2 separate regions of the Homo sapiens genome follow, and region 2 is linked to region 1. Evidence: read pairs that join two places in POLR2A ChIA-PET (ENCODE). Cell type or tissue: GM12878. All regions are shown on one strand. Region 1 has its middle 5.6 kb from the start of PDE8B. Region 2 overlaps PDE8B (phosphodiesterase 8B).

Evidence for each region. ChIA-PET counts read pairs that join two places held together with the same protein. Peaks named below come from ENCODE experiments on the same cell type or tissue, not always from the same donor. Only the 100,000 strongest peaks of a DNase experiment are listed, where the experiment ranks them.
Region 2: POLR2A ChIA-PET joins it to region 1 with 7 read pairs; 1 of 35 experiments calls an interaction of 5 or more read pairs at or near these places.

Annotation. Positions count from the first base shown.
Region 1 is chr5:77,203,793-77,206,292 of GRCh38, reverse strand. It overlaps a transcript of PDE8B not described here. Among named protein-coding and RNA genes, the nearest start is that of PDE8B, 5.6 kb to the left of the region's middle. In GM12878, no CTCF peak of the experiment used is centred here; a DNase peak (open chromatin) is centred at 1,138.
Region 2 is chr5:77,258,112-77,260,611 of GRCh38, reverse strand. All of the region lies in intron 1 of PDE8B (phosphodiesterase 8B), which reads right to left. Among named protein-coding and RNA genes, the nearest start is that of PDE8B, 49 kb to the right of the region's middle. In GM12878, no CTCF peak of the experiment used is centred here; a DNase peak (open chromatin) is centred at 941.

The DNA.
Region 1 (2,500 bases):
TTCTCCCACTAGAATATTGGCTCTACAAAGGCAGGGGTTTGGGGGCTTCTTATTCACTGATGGATCCCATACTTTTGGAACAGTGCCTAGGACATGGTAGGTGCTCAAATATTTGTTGAATTTATGAATGAATAATTTTCTCCCATTTCTTTGTCTTTTGCCTTTCTCTTAACTGTTATTACCCAAAATGGAAGGGGTTATTTTATTTGTTTGTTTTTAATAGAGTTTTATGCTCTGTGTTTTTAGTTTTTAAAGTCAGTGAATGCCTTTGATTACATCATGGTAGTCTTTTGGTAATGTACATCAGAAAAAGCCAGAATAATAAAATATAATAATTTGTACAAAGTTGTTGGTAGCAATGTTGTCTACAATAATGAAACTAGAGATAATTCAACCATCAAACACTTAGGGAATGGCTCAACAAATCACATATAAATATTACTATTTATAGTAATATAAAACCTAACAAAACAATGTTAGGTTAAAAATAGATACGTACATAGATTGATTACAAATATAGACAATGTATGAACATATCTTGAGGTTCATAAGTGAGTATAAAGTGGTGTAGACAAGAAACGACAAATTTATTTTTCTGAAAAACAGTTTCAGTGCATAAAAACCATGTAAATGAGTAAGTGTAATATTTCCTAATTCTCTCCACAAAAAGTATTTAGGTAACTCTATTTCCTTTTATGGATTTCCATTGATTTTTTTTTCCTTTGGACAGAAGGTAAAAGATGGAAAATAAATTTAAAAGGGAGAGAATCAGAGATAGGTGGAGACAGAGAAACGAATGCCTACACATTTGTAAAGGAAACCTCACAGAACCAGACACCCAGAGAGGAAAAAAGAAAGAGAGACAAAGAAAGCCATGGGAAGCCACTTTCATGGTGAAATAGTCCTACCAAGTGAGTTTACGGAGACAGCTCTTTCAAGACAGTAAAAATAAGTTGTATTTTAAACTATAGGTGCATCACTTCTTGGACCTTTTGCCATAGGCCAAGTGAAACTAAGGAGAGGATTTGGCCCATAGAACGGTTTTCTCTTGCCAGTTGTAGAAAATGCAAACAGAGAATGTGTAGGAGGAGAGTCAGCCAACATCTGACTTCCTTAGGTCAACATCATGAAACTTGGAGGCCACCGAGTGCTGGGTCCTGAGTCTGCATAGTACAAAAGTGATCTGTCCTTCCTGTTAACAAGCACCCCACAGGGAGGGGCTGGATTAGCCCTGCAGAGAGACTCCAGAATGCTACTCACCTCCAGAACTTTGGACCCCAATAATCAGGCTAGGAGAGATGGAACATTCATTTCCTAAAGTCTTACAAATATATTTCACAAAAGCATCAGACATAAAAGGATATAGAAATGAAACACAAGGTGCAGTCCTACTCCAAAGGAACTTACAGAGCAATCAGGCAGACAGGACTTACACATGAAAATATAGTACAATCCATGAGTGTCAAGGGGCCAGAACAAAGATGAGTGGTATTGTCAATTCTTTTATAGTAGTTATGGTCATTGGGAAGGGAAGAAGGCGGCATCTCAGTTGGGCCTCAACAAGAACTTTTCAATCACAGGAACAGCATGAACAAAGGCACAGAGGCAGAACTAAACTTGGTGGCACCAGAAGGCAGTGAGCAGACAGGGTAACTAGACAGTGTCTCCTTAGGCAGGGATGATAACACTGGAAGAAGAAAAAAGAAATGAAGGTGGAAGACTCTGAAACAACTTCTCTATTTAATGGAAGTCACTGTAGGTTCTACCGCCCTTAAGGAAACATTCTGTGTGAAAATCTAGATTTAGAAAACAAATCCATTGTCTTGCAAAAAATATTGTTGTTTGCCAAATGATTAACATGAATACTTTTTTTTTTTTTTTTGAGACAGAGTCTCATTCTGTCACCCAGGCTTGAGTACAGTGGTGCGATCTCGGCTCACTGCAACCTCCGCCTCCCAGGTTCAAGTGATTCTCCCGCCTCAGCCTCCCAAATAGCTGGGAATACAGGTGCATGCCACCACACCTGGCTAATTTTTTTATATTTTTAGTAGAGATGGGTTTAACCATGTTGACCAGGCTGTTCTTGAACTCCTGACCTCAGGTGCTCTGCCTGCCTCAGCCTCCTAAAGTGCTGGGATTACAGGCATGAGCCACTGCGCCCAGCCTCCATGAATACTCTCACATAGCACTTTGAGGTTTTTAGGTATTCTTAGTCAAGGTACAAAAAAAAAAAAAAAAAAAACTAAGGGTACAAATTATTAATTCATACCAATTTTTTTTTAACATTTACAATCTATAAAGCAAGGCACAAGGCACATCTGTTTCTAAATGAGTGTGAGCTTTCCTAAATGTCTCATGGGCAATTTTTTAAAGTTCAGGTTTCTAAGCAGGCCCTCTCCTGCCTGCATGCACACCTTGCTAGGCATATCATCCATTCCAGAAGATGTCATTACACTAATATGATGCTAAATTCATCCATTCATTCAGTAAATGCTTACTG
Region 2 (2,500 bases), 54 kb before region 1:
TGTCTCCAAAAAAAAAAAAAAAAAAAAAATGAGCCACAGTGAAAATTATCAGTAAAATACCCAAGGATATACTCACTTTTTAATTGTGAAATTCAAGTCTATGCAACTGATGTCTATGGATATATTTGCTATTTCCTAATTGATCAAATCATTAAATTTGACATAAAAGTTTTCAGAAGTATTTGCATACGTGGTAGCTAATTTTTAAATGTCACTTTTAAAATGCTCCTTACAGGAAAAGGCCTCCTCCTTTCCCAACCAAATGGTAAACTGATGAACTGATTTCTGAAAAATATGTTTAATGGTGCAGTCTTAAATTTCTACTGCCATATGAGAGCTTTTCAAAAGAATCCTGAATGACCAAATTAGCTGGTGTTTTTTATTTCATCAGTACAATTAAGTGTGATAGCTTTCTTTCTTTTTTTTTTCTTTTTTTTCTTTTTTTTTTTTTTTTGTGATGGAGTTTTGCTCTTGTTGCCCAGGCTGGAGCACAATGGCGTGATGTTTGCTCACTGCAACTCCCGAGTTCAAGCGATTCTCCTGCCTCAGCCTCCCAAGTAGCTGGGATTATAGGCATGGGCCACCATGGCCACCTAATCTTTTTGTATTTTTAGTAGAGATGGGGTTTCACCATGTTGGCCAGGCTGGTCTCGATCTCCTGACCTCAGATGATCCACCCACCTCGGCCTCCCAAACTGCTGGGATTACAGAGGTGAGCCAACACGCCCGGCTGATAGCTTTATTTCTATAGTCAAACTTTTTTCCACAGGAAACAGGATATTAAATGGCTGAAAGCTGAAATAAAGATCCCACACTATAGAGACTCATCTAGAAAGAACTTGCCAGGATGTGGGAAACATACCCCCACCACCCTGAGCTCACCTCCCATCTTCAGTGTCTTTAAGAGAAAGCTGGGGACTTGCTGGGTGAAGGGGACTTTTGAAAGAGTTGTTGGCTTAGTAGGGATTGCTGCAGAGTTCCCCCTCCTTCTTAGAGTAGAGAAGTGGGGAGGAAATTCCCCTTCCAAGTGAGGGCAGTAGCAAGGGAACTTACCCAAGGGAGCAATGTGCTTGCTGGAGGAGAGGCTGGCCTCCCAGGCAGAACTCTTGCTGGGTTGTGGAAAGAAACTCCTAGGCCTCCACAAGTTGCCACCAGAGAAGGTGCAGAAGGGTTTTTAGGAGAGTTGGGGCATGTACCACAGAGATGGGAGCTGCCTGGAGCTGCCCTTGAAGGGAGAGGGCAAGAAGATAGCGAGAGAAGCTTACATTCCAATCTCTTGTGGGGCAAAGGTTTGTAACCTGTTCTATGGGCCAAGTGGACAATGTCTTTAGAAGACAGGAGCAGACTTGAACTACCTGGAAGGGACCCTACCCAGGAGGGCTGACTGCCACCGGAGTGAGGGGATTTTAGCAGGAAGAGGCTGGAGCTGTACCCAAAAAGCAGGAACCAGGAGAGGAGGGTATGCAAACAGGTCAGCTGGAGAGCACAGTCCCCTGTCAAGAGGCAGAAACATTCGTGTGTGTGTGTGGGGGGGGGGCGGGGGTGTGTGTGTGTGTGTGTGTCTGTGTGTGTGTGTGTGTTGGAGGCAGGGAACAGAAAAATAACCACCAAAGTATTCCATGAGAGAAGGTATTCAGTACCTAAAGAGAGAGAGTTAGAAGACCCTCAGAAAACCAATTTCTCCCTTTTTGCCTCTCACTGCCCCTGCCCAGACCCTGAGGAACCAACAGTCTGTACAGGAGGAGGAAAAGCCAGGGAGCTGAGACAAAGACCACACAGCTAGCTCTTCCCTGTTGCAATTTCCAAGACAAGGGCAGTGCTGAGCTGAAGGAAGCGTAGGAGCACTGAACTGAATAATGGGAGATGGGAGTTTTGATTAAGATCAGACTGAACTTTTTAATAACTGAAAATAAGACTCAAAAGCTGTGATAGATCCCTGAGATACAATTCAGAGATGCAGATCTGACAGAACAGGTTTGAAAGAAGGGATGGGAGGAATACATATCTGTTTCCTGATGGTATCCTATCAGGTCCAGCCTGTTTTTTAAAGTGTGGGGTTCTTTGTCACCTACTGTTTTCAGTTTTAGGCTGTGGAGAAATTCTAAGATACAGCTAATGATTAAATATTAAATCAAAGCCACAGTATGAAGCAAACATGTTTAGTGCTTTTGCAAACTCCTTACAATGGTTCACAAGGTCTTATGCAATCTAGCCCCTGCCCCTGCCTATCTCCCTGGTCTACAATGGACCATGCTCCATCAGTTCACTCTGCTCTAAACACACTGGTCTGCTCTGGGTTCCTTTTTTTTTTTTTTTTTTTTTGAGATGGAGTCTCGCTTTTGTCACCCAGGCTGATGTGCAGTGATGCAATCTCGGCTCACTACAACCTCCGCCTCCCCAGTTCAAGCAATTCTCCTGCCTCAGCCTCCTGAGTAGCTGGGATTACAGGTACCTGCCACCATGCCCAGCTAATTTTTGTACTTTTAGTGGAGACGGGGTG